3 separate regions of the Homo sapiens genome follow, and regions 1 and 2 are each linked to region 3. The links are chromatin contacts, found by Hi-C or POLR2A ChIA-PET in ENCODE. All regions are on one chromosome and are shown on one strand. Each heading gives the region's core, a stretch centred on a gene start or an enhancer-like site at or near the end of the contact. The rest is flanking DNA. Distances are from core to core; before and after follow the strand shown.

Region 1 (3,722 bases), core at 110-2,609, 39 kb before region 3:
AAGAAGAAAAACTTGCATCTAAACCAGTGTTAAGTGGTACTGCTAATAACAGGGTAATAATAATATTCCTTAACATCTTTCAGGGAGAAAAATCACTGGTGTGCCATCAGAAAAGAATTCCAATTGAAATGAGGTTACAGATTAGTTGGAATACATTTATAGAATACAAAGAAAGTTTACCATGTAATGTCATGATCATTTGTTGAAAAGAAATTTGTAAAATGAGATACACTTTTAAGTTTATAGTTGGTATTCTATTTATAATTATCTCCATATTTCAAACTGAGAATGGAAGCTTTTAGAAGTTAGTGACCATGTCTTTTAAGTTGTATTTATGTAACACTTGCCTAGAGGCTTTAGATGTATACTTACTACGTGGCTGTATTAGTCAGAGCCAATAGGGTGGATGGATGGATGGATGGATGGATGGAGATAGATAGATAAGAAGCAGTTTATTAGGGGAATTGGCTCACATGGTTGTAGAGTCTGAGAAATTCTATGACAGGCTGCCTGCAAGCTGGAGACTCTGGGATGCCGGTAGTGGGGCTCAGTCCACATTTGAGGGCCCCAGAACTAGAGAAGCCAGTCATGTAGCTCTCAGTCCAGTGCTGAAGGCCTAAGAACCCAGGGGCCGCTGGTATAAGTCCAGGAGTCCAAAGGCTGGCAAGCTTGGGGTTCCGTGGCCCAAGGCAGGAGGTGAGTGCATCCCAGCTCCAGGACATTGATAGACACATTTGCCCTTTTCCTGTTTTTGTTCTTTTTAGGCCCCCGGCAGATTGGATGGTGCCTGCCCTTATTGATGGTGGCTCTTCCCCACCTCATCCACTCACACTAATGTGCTAGTCTCTTCTGGAAACAGCCCCATGGACACACCCCAAAATCAGGCTTTACTAGGTTTCTAGGTTTTCCTAGGTGTTCCAGTCAAGTTGACACCTAAAACTCTAAAACTAACCATGACACATGCCAAGTATTGAAAATCTCGAATAAGGGTTCAAATGCTACCTATTTCTTTTCCCATCTTGCCCATTTTCTTTTTCCCCAGCACTGATCCAAAATATAGAAGGAGAAGGGAGAAGATAATGGTAGCGTCCTGGAATGCTTGGCACCACGATTTCATTTTCTTACATATTTATACCCTTCCTGGTTTCACTAAGGGTTTGAGTTGGTTATTAGGGACTATGAAAAAAAAGGTGGCAGACTTGAACTCTTCCTTTGCCTTCCCCAAAACAACAACAGTGAAACAGATGTTTAGTTCTGGGAGGAGCCGTTGCAATCACCCACAGCTGTCTTGCAGTGTCACGCTGTTTGTGGAGGTCCAGGACACACTCGGCCGTCAGAGGGAGCCAGGGTTGCAGCTTCCCGCGCTACCATTGCTGTGCAACTGTGGGCAAGCCACTTCCCCAAACCTGTAGTTTTCTCATCTGAAAACTGGCGCAGTACTCCCACCTTGCAAGGTTATCATGAGTGTATATCCTGAGTATATCATTGTATATAAAGATCTGAGGAGCGTGTATAAAATGTCATAAAATATGCACTCAGTAAAGTACCTAATTTGATCATCCATTTGCAGGATTTCTTTTTATTTTTGAGATGGAGTCTCGCTCTGCGGCCCAGGCTGGAGTGCAGTGGCGTGATCTCGGCTCACTGCAAACTCTGCCTCCCGGGTTCATGCCATTCTCCTGCCTCAGCCTCCCAAGTAGCTGGGACTACAGGCGCCCACCCCCACGCCCGGCTAATTTTTTGTATTTTTAGTAGAGATGGGGTTTCACCATGTTAGCCAGGATGGTCTTGATCTCCTGACCTCGTGATCCGCCCGCCTCGGCCTCCCAAAGTGCTGGGATTACAGGCGTGAGCCACCGCGCCCGGCCCATTTGCAGGGTTTCTAAACACCAACTCACAATGCCAGTTTCACTATCATGCTAGACGATGAAACACCAACAGTATAATTATTCTGTTACAAAGTTAAAGATCTTTAGTTTAAGGCTTTTCATTGATTCTGGGGTTGTATTACCTGTCTTTTGGTGTTAAAATGTCTGAAATGAAATAATGGGAGTGATAGGTCTTTTTCTTTTTTAAATGTCCTTAGGGGGCAAAATAAAGTTGGCGGCCTTGTGTTGGCTGCCTTTCCTGCCCTCAGGAAAAAGCCCTGATCAGTAACATTGGGATCTTCTATCTGGTCCCTGCTCTCCTTTGAGGGAGGAGGAAGCCCCAGCCAAAGAGGGGAGGCCACAGCCAGAGGTGCAGCAGGACACGGCCCTTGTTTACGTGATTCAGCTCAGAGTCCAGCCTTCCTGGGCATCTTCTCACATCTCTTCCTGGCCCCCTGTCCCAGCCCCACCTTCCACATTCCCTGCCTAGTTTCTGTTACGGAGCACCTGTCACCCTGCATGGTCCTCTGGGTACTCGTCCGTCTACCCTACCAGACTTGAAGCTGCTTACGGACAAGTTCGTTTAAGTTAATTATTTAGTTTGTAACTTCCAGAGCCTGGACAGTGCTGAAAAATATTTGTCAGATGGCTGAATTAAACTATAAATAAATGAGGGGAAAAAAATCACACCGATAAAACATTAACATAACATGCCCCTGACTTTATTCCTGAAAATACCCACAGACTCACCAGGAACCTTGCTCACATTCCTTTTGAATTTCAGATCTTTCTTGGATCATCTTCCATTTTTAATGTGTTGCCCAGAGAAGGCTCAAGCTGTTGCCAGGACCATGAGGCTGCGTGACATCTTAACTGAGATGTGCTAGAAATCTAGATGTTGCTTCTTCTGTGGCATTTGGGGATTCTATAAAATGCATAAGAAAAAAATTAACATGTTCCCTCTATCACATTGGTGCTTTCAAGTTTTTCCTCAATTGGGCTGTCTCCATTAATTAGTCTCACTTCACTGTTAAAAAAATCTTTGGACAAGTGCCAGAGAAGCAAAGAAGCTTATGTAAAGGGTTTTAACATTTTCTCCTTTGCCAAAGATAGAACTGATACTTAGCTTTGCTTTGTCCTGGGACCTTCTTCTTTGATAGAGAATGTTAGACATTTGGCTTGGTTTATTCCTTTTTATGTACACGTGTTGGATGAGTAAAGACAAGTGGCTTTTTTTTTTTTTTAGATGCAGTCTCACTCTGTCGCCAGGCCGGAGTGCAGGGGCACGATCTCATTGCAACCTCCGCCTCCCAGGTTCAAGCAATTCTCCTGCCTCAGCCTCCCAAGTAGCTGGGACTACAGGTGCACACCACCACACCCTGCTAATTTTTGTATTTTTCAAAGAGACGGGGTTTCACCATTTTGGCCAAGATGGTCTCGATCTCTTGACCTCGTGATCCGCCTGCCTCAGCCTCCCAAAGTGCTGGGATTACAGGCGTGAGCCACCGCGCCCAGCCCAAGATGGCTCTATTTACATCTTGGTTCATGAAACATATGAAAGGCTAACAAGTAGGATTTGCAAATAGCCACTACCCTGTTCTCAGCCAAAAGAAAAATATGAAAAAGATTGACCTATCACATTTTCACATAATTTATTTATGATTATTTATTTATTTATGATTATTTATTTATTTATGATTATAGTAGGTTTCTAGAATTTAAGATTTACTTATTTGAAGAGAGAAACTAATGCCTTAAATTATCATATTAAATTTTACTGGTTTACTGTCTAGCAGCCATTGAAACCTATTGCTGACACCTGCCACTTCCAGGTCACTGAACTGTCATTGTCAT
Region 2 (3,727 bases), core at 337-2,836, 41 kb after region 3:
TTCTTTCTCTTGCATAGGTTTTTATCCCAAAATTTCAAACATTGATACCTGTTTTTCTAAAAGTAGCAACCAAAGCCATTGAGTTTTGTCGAGCCTTGGCTAGTTGGAGGCTGTCATCTGTCCACCCCAGCCCTCAGCTTGTGTGCCCCGCCCCTGCCTGCAGCCTCGCCCCCCATTCCTAGCTGGAATGGAGTAGACGGTAGATGTGCCACCCCCAACACCCAGATGTTCTCTGGCCTTGCGCTGCCTTCCTCCGCCTCAGAATCATCCAGAACATGCCTCTGTCCTTCCGGATGGTTTTCTCTGTGTCTCCTTTTCTCTGTGTCTTAGCTTTTGTCACATCTCCTTTCTCTTCTGTTTTGTCCCTGGCCCCATTCATAATGAAACTGTCTGTGTCTCATGAGGCCTTTGCTAATAAACTCCTCCTTCCCTCTAGAATGAAATTTGTGGCTTTGGCTCAAATAAGGAAGGATCTGTTAAGAGTGTGTGTGTGTGTGTGTGTGTGTGTAAAAACCATTAAAACCAGAGGAAATGTGGCTGATGGCCCTGCCCCCTAGTATGGTCCTCTCTCTCATGCTGGGTTCCTCCTTGGAACTTTCTTTGTATTTGCCGATCCTGCGGCCTGGCATGGTCTTCCTGGGATGCCCATAACCCCTCCATGTGCGTGTTCCATGTGCGTGCTCCATGTGCGTGTTCCATGTCATCTCAGTGGCTTTCTCCACCCACCCCATGCTCCGTCTCAGTTGTCCTCCCCTACACTTAATGCCCTCTAATTGACTCTGGCATGTAACTTTTCCTATACTGTATCTGCCTCCTGCAACTCAAATGAAAGCTTCACAAAGACCTTGTGTTTCTTGCTGTGTTCCTGGTGCCTCGAACCATGCACAGGACAAGCAAGTACTCCATGAATATGTGTTGAGTGCGTTCCTGTTGTGACTGGTTGCTATGATAGTATACATACAATTTTGTACCTGCCTTTTTCTCCCCTCTTGGTAGCACAAGCATTCCCATGGTCTGTGTGACTTCTAGTGAGGATCCTGAACTCCCAGTGACATGGCATTCAGGAACTCATTCTCCCTGTAGGTAGAAGCAGCAAAGAAAGCCCACCATGCAGCGTGCAAAGAGGAGAAGCTGGCTATCTCACGAGAAGCCAACAGCAAGGCAGACCCATCCCTCAACCCTGAACAGCTCAAGAAATTGCAAGACAAAATAGAAAAGTGCAAGCAAGATGTTCTTAAGGTAAACTGTACACTTGTTTTTACACGTCGAGTGTCACCGTGTCAGTTGTTGACGTGTCTGGCATATAGCCTTCTGTAACTGCTTGGGTGAATGGGTGGATAGAGGGATAAATAACCAATAAAACACACCCCTGTCCTCAAGAAGGCCACAGGTGAGTGCCCTAGCACCTCGCCTCACCATAGCCACTGTACCTGCTCAGTCAAGGGACAGAGCCAGGCTCTGGGCAAGCCAGGGGTAAGAGACAGCTCTTGGTGCTCAGAGACACAAGGACAGCTGGGATTGCTGCAGGGAGCTGCTTGTGCCAACATGGGCGTCGCCAGTGGTGGGTGTGAATGGGTGTGGCTGGTGGCAGGTGTGAATGGTTGTGGCCAGTGGTGGGTGTGAATGGGTGTGGTGTGAGCTGGTATGGAGGGTTATGAGGACCAAATCACCAGTGGCCTGGACAGCCAGGCTGAGTAAGGAGCTTAGGATGCTGCTGACCAGGAGCCACTCAGGAAGGCCTGAGCCTGGGTGGGATCAGGGAGGAGGTGAGGAGGGTGAGATGGTTTAGAAGGATTGCTCTGCTTGTGTAGGGAGAGGGGCTGGGGGCAGAGACCTGGGGGAGGGACTGCAGGCTGGGAGCGCTTGTCTGGGGGAGCCAGGTGGGAGGGAGGATGGAGGGGCCCTGCAGTCTCCACAGTGACAGGCCCCGAAAGTGAGGCAGAGGCTGTGGAGCCAGGGGTGGCAGAAGGGTGGTCTTTGGCCAAGGAGAGACCGTGACCAGGCACTGTGGCATCATGGGTGCCCTTCCATTTCTGTTGTGAAGCGGAGATTTTCTGCCCCATGGGTTAATGAGAAATCATTGTGTAAACTATTACATGCTCCGCAGGTGTAGATAAGTGATTCTGCCTGGAAGGTCCTGGAGTCACAGGACTTAAAACCAGACAGCGTCATCGTCTTGTGATTTAAAAGTTCACAGGAAGGGAGGGGCTCAGCCCTCGGCCCCACCTCCCCTCCTTTGGTCAGCCATGAGGGGTGAGGGCTGGGGGGTGTGATTGCCGAGGGCCTGCCCTGCCTCGGTGTTTGGAGAGGAGATTCCCAACCAGGATTTGCAGAGAGAGACGGAATGAGGTAGAGAGAGGCTGCACTCCAGGAAGAGGACATGGGCAGAGGGGAGGCAAGAGGCCTAAGCTGGTTTCACTACCCACCAGCCTTTCCTGGCCCCTGTCAGTTAGGTGGTGGCATCCCTGTTTTGTGAATGAGGAAACCAAGATCAGAGAGGTTAAGTCACGTGCCATCCAGCAGGTGAGAGCAGGAACTTCTGACCTCAAGCCCATACATATGCCCTTTCTCCACTGTTCCTCACTGCTATGCCGTCGGTGTAGCAAGGGGAACACGTCATCTACACGAGAGTTCGTCACTCAGACCAAGTGTCAGAATCCTCTGGGAAACCCCTCTCACTCCCATTGCTGGAGCCAGGAATCTGGGCTTTTGAAGCAGCCCAGGTGCCTCCACGGTGGGATCAGGTGAGGAGCCTGGAACCAACTACTGAGTGGGAGGCACCTGGGCTCAAGAAGCACAAGGTCCGGGAGAACTCTCGGGCCTTTGCCAGAATCCCAGGGAATCAGGTGCCCAAAAAGGTGCCTAGAGGAAAGATGGGGCTTCTCCATGTTGGGCGGGGGCGTGCCTGTGTGAGAGAAAGGGAGACAGAGATGGAGAGGAAGAGGCCTTTCATGTTTGACAGCCACCCAGAACATCAACTCAGGCTTTTGCAGAACAGGCCCAGGGCTCGAGGTTGGACATAAGCGCCTGGCAGGATGACTGGGACAGTTTGTAGTGGGTTCCCTCCTGGGACCCTCCCTGCCTCTTTGGTCTGGCCAGTGACTGCAGGATATGAGAGGTCCTTGTGTGCCTAGAGCTCTGGAGAGGAGGCCAGTCCCTCCCCACCACCCTTCTTGACGCAGTTTCCAAAATCCAGCACACAGCCTGGGAAACATAGTGAGACCTCATCTCTACAAAAAATTTAAAAACTTAGTTGGGTGTGGTAGCACGTGCCTGTAGTCCCAGCTACTTTGGAGGCTGAGGCGGGAGGATTGCTTGAGCCCAGGAGTTCAAGGCTGCTGCAAGCTGTGGTCACACCACTGCACTCCAGCCTGGGTGACAGAGTGAGACCTCATCTCTAAAGTAGGTAAGTAGGTAGGTACATACATACCTACCTACCTACCTACCTACCTACCTACCTACCTACATACATACCATTGCTGACTGGTTGCACATGTACTTTCATGTTTCTTATCAGCCATCAACTACATCTTGTAGCATCCATCATAAAAGAACTTTTTGCATTTAGTGCTAAAATATTACAATCCACCTAAGGGTGAAGGCCGCCTCTTGTTTTACTCCATGGGTGTTCGCTGAGAACTTTCTATGCCCTGCAAGGGGATTTCCAGAACAGTGATGACCCTGCTGAGTACCTGGCCTGTGCTGGGGGCAGGACTTGGGGCTAGCA
Region 3 (3,354 bases), core at 73-2,572:
TCAAAAACTTTCATTTTTTAATTCTTAAACTTTCCCACTGACCCAAACCAGATTGAGAAATTGGATAACCAAAACCATGGAGGTATTTTTGCTTTTTATGAGCGTGCCTTTTGTTATTTCAAAATGACCTACTTTCATACTTCCAAATGCATTTTAGAAACATTTTGATTAATTTAAAAGACAATCATTTTCAAAATTAGTTTATTGAATAACTTTTTCCCTTGTTTATGTGGTGTGAACGTGGGTATCCATGTACTTCTTGGGTCAGGATTGAGTGGGTGCCTCATCTGTGCTAGGCTCTGCGTGAGACACGAGGACAGGAGGGTCCAGAGAAGGTCTGAGAGCTGAGACAAAGGTGCTGAGTGTGTCCAGGGCCCAAACCCAGAGGTCCTGGTGCTGCTGCATGTTGTGGCTGTGGAATTGGGGCAGAGAGCACAGGTAGCAGGAAAGTGTGTGAGTTAGGCTGCATGTCACAGAGACCCTCAAAATAATAGTGGCTTAAAGAGAAGTTTATTCCTCTCATCTGCAGAGTCCAGAGGTGGCATGGCTGGTGGGCACACCACACTGTCAGAGACCTAGACTTCCTCTGTCTCGTTTTGTGCATGGCTCTGTTCCCAAGTCACCTCATGGTTCGCGATGAGAAAAGCATGGCATTCATATTTAACACGGCGAACTTTGTGCTAGGATTGGGACACAAAAATAAACTCCATGTGGTTCCTGCCCTCAAGGATCTTAGGTCTCTTGGGAGAGACAGATGCCTGGATGACCGCCCTCCATCTGAGGTTGATTGGAAGGAGCCCTGTGTGAGAGGAACACAGGCAGGCAGGCCAGGCAGCAGAGCTGACATTTGGGAATAAAGGAAGTCTTTATGAAAGAGGTGGCATCTGATCTTGATCTTAAAGAATAATTAGTATCTTGACACTCATCTGGGAGGCTGTTTGAGGGAGAAGGATACTGTGAAGGGAGGTACGAAGACCTGAAAGGGCAGGGCTCTGTTTGGAGCCCCGGGTGGCGGGTCACTCTCCTGCCTTGTCCGAGTTGAAGTAGACCATCATTCTGGAGCAGACGTCACACAATTGGAAAGATGTCCCCAGCTGTGTGATTAGTATGACATCCATTCTAAAAGGTGAACAAAAGAACCTGGAAAGAAACCAGACAGGATCGTTTTGGAGTTCTGAGATACTCATTCTTTTGCCTGTACTTTGGAAGCAGGATCAAGCCATTCGTAGGCACGCCACTCCCACTGAACATTTCACAATCCACTGAGCCCAGTGCTGTCACTGTGTTTCAGTTCTCAGAAGCTATTGACAGCATCTTCAATGAGAAGTCCTGGGACCCAGAGTCAGAGCACTTTTTACTGGTTTTGCAAGATACAAATATTAATTGCTGTTGACTTTCCCTTTAAATTTTAGCCTCTGTATGTGGGCAGGACTTGTAGCATAGATGAGACCTTGTGTTACCAACATTGTAAGTAATTTATGTGATGTGGACGTGCTTGGGAAGCATGGACTTTCTTTATGCTGACTGTGGCTTGTTTCACAGTGAGACCCTGATAATGAGCTCAAGCCCGGACATTGGGGTCCTGGTGAGTATAGTTGCACAGGGCGGCCGTCAGGCCTGGATCTGATGAAGTAGGGAGGATCTTTGCAGCCATGCTCACTGCACATACACACTCTTATAATTACTCGGCTTTAATTCACGTTTATTCTTCCATAATCTCCTGCTTATAGGAGGCTGTCTTAAAACATTTTAAACTCAGAGAACTCTAAGAGCTTGTTGAATCCCACTCTCTTCTTTTCATGTGAAAGTAGTTGGATGCTGAGAAGATAAGGGACTTGCCCAATGTCCCATTGCTGTTTAATGGCAAATTTGGGATGAGGCTTCTAAATTTTGGCACTGAGAGCTCTTTGTAAGTGTAAAAAATGACTTCAGAATTATCAAAAATGAAATTATGTTCAGTGTAGCTTTATTGATTTTGTTTGTTTAGAGGTATATGTATTTGTGTGTATTTTTCCTTAAATTTGGTGTTCCAGGTAGGGTATACCCAGTGATTCCCTTCACCAGCCTGATTACCTACAAGTGCCTCCACCACTATTTTGGGGTGTACTTCATTGTCTTCAGACATTAACACCATCTACTGAGTTTAATGAGCATCAGTCCATCAGGCCCAGTGAAACACTCTGACAACTTACATATTAAAGGAGTTTCACATCTAAAATTTCACAAATGAGGCTTATGTATTTGAAGTTTCTTAAAAATAAAAACAAAACCAACCTGATTTCTGTACTCTGATGCATGAAATTAGAAGCTATGTGAGGCTCACCTGCCTCCACAGCAACTGAAGTCTTGTTTTATGTGAACACCTTCTTTTCTTTCCTCCTTCTGTCCATTTCTGATGCATGTGTAAGATGGCAGGTGATATTTCATCGCCTACAGCACTCTCAGATTCAGCACGTGAAGAGACAGTGAATCACTTTAAGGACTTCAGAGGCAGCGACATTTTTTAGCCAAGGTGTTTCTTTGGGCCATTTTCCTCCTATGCCTCTCCGGGTGTGTTCCCGTCCTTTCTCAAGGGTTTATGGTTTGCCCCTTAAGTGTAGATTGAGGATGTCAGATTGAAATCTTGCTCTTTAAACTGTATCCAGAGGTTCTTCAACTCTCTTTGGAATGTGTGAGCCAGAGAGCCTCAGGGAAACAGTGGGACAGAAGTGGAAGCTGCATGTGCCATGACATCCCCAACCTGGGCTCCGCCTGAGGACTACCTGGAAACCCAAACATCTGGACATGAGGGCTCGGCTCAGTGGAGTATGGGACCATGACATGACGTTTTACAGCCATTAAAAATGACTGAGGCCGGGCACGGTGGCTCACGCCTGTAATTGTAGCACTTTGGGAGGCTGAGGCAGGCGGATCACCTGAGGTCTGGAATTCGAGACCAGCCTGACCAACATGGCGAAACCCCATCTCTACTAAAAATACAAAATTAGCCAGACGTGGTGGTGCATGCTTCTAATCCCAGCTACTCGGGAGGCTGAGGCAGGAGAATCGCTTGAACCTGGGAGGCAGAGGTTGCAGTGAGCCAAGATCACGCCATTGCACTCCAACTTGGGCAAGAAGAGCAAAACTCAGTCTCAAAAATAACTAACTAAATAACTAAATAACTAAATAAATAAATAAATAAAAGACTGGGGCCAGGCGTGGTGGCTCACGCCTGTAATCCCAGCACTTTGGGAGGCCAAGATGGGTGGATCACTTGAGGCCAGAAGTTTGAGACCAGCCTGGCCAACATGGCGAAACCCTGTCTCTACTAAAAATATTTTTAAAAATTAGCTGGGCATGGTGGCGGGCACCTGT

What was found. A loop is a pair of places that touch in the nucleus more often than their neighbours do. ChIA-PET counts read pairs that join two places held with the same protein, here RNA polymerase II (POLR2A). Pooled maps may share reads with other maps.
Region 1: a loop to region 3 is called in a map of prostate gland, with 11 times the contacts of the local background. The contact joins two enhancer-like sites. A Hi-C loop is called at or near these places in 21 of 168 maps with a recorded cell type or tissue (B cell, CD14-positive monocyte, GM12878 and 14 more), 24 of 37 single-sample maps with no recorded cell type and 19 of 50 pooled maps. POLR2A ChIA-PET finds 5 or more read pairs at or near these places in 15 of 52 experiments (A549, Caco-2, GM10248 and 11 more).
Region 2: a loop to region 3 is called in a map of B cell, with 2.9 times the contacts of the local background. The contact joins two enhancer-like sites. A Hi-C loop is called at or near these places in 7 of 168 maps with a recorded cell type or tissue (B cell, CD14-positive monocyte, GM12878 and 3 more), 31 of 37 single-sample maps with no recorded cell type and 15 of 50 pooled maps. POLR2A ChIA-PET finds 5 or more read pairs at or near these places in 10 of 52 experiments (BJ, CD8-positive, alpha-beta memory T cell, GM10248 and 7 more).

What each region holds. Positions count from the first base shown.
Region 1 is chr22:42,965,753-42,969,474 of GRCh38, reverse strand. All of the region lies in intron 1 of PACSIN2 (protein kinase C and casein kinase substrate in neurons 2), which reads left to right. Among named protein-coding and RNA genes, the nearest start is that of PACSIN2, 48 kb to the left of the region's middle. Within about 2 kb of position 1,359, at least 8 of the 41 ENCODE cell types and tissues checked have a DNase peak (open chromatin) inside an H3K27ac peak, as active enhancers do; they include gastrocnemius medialis, psoas muscle and sigmoid colon, where a contact is called at or near this core.
Region 2 is chr22:42,886,155-42,889,881 of GRCh38, reverse strand. It overlaps PACSIN2 (protein kinase C and casein kinase substrate in neurons 2), which reads left to right. Exons shown (of 11, transcript NM_001184970.3): 5 at 1,084-1,239. Among named protein-coding and RNA genes, the nearest start is that of ARFGAP3, 31 kb to the right of the region's middle. RefSeq lists an enhancer at 37-96. Within about 2 kb of position 1,586, at least 8 of the 41 ENCODE cell types and tissues checked have a DNase peak (open chromatin) inside an H3K27ac peak, as active enhancers do; they include B cell and CD14-positive monocyte, where a contact is called at or near this core.
Region 3 is chr22:42,927,384-42,930,737 of GRCh38, reverse strand. All of the region lies in intron 1 of PACSIN2 (protein kinase C and casein kinase substrate in neurons 2), which reads left to right. Among named protein-coding and RNA genes, the nearest start is that of ARFGAP3, 72 kb to the right of the region's middle. Within about 2 kb of position 1,322, at least 21 of the 41 ENCODE cell types and tissues checked have a DNase peak (open chromatin) inside an H3K27ac peak, as active enhancers do; they include B cell, CD14-positive monocyte, gastrocnemius medialis and 2 more, where a contact is called at or near this core.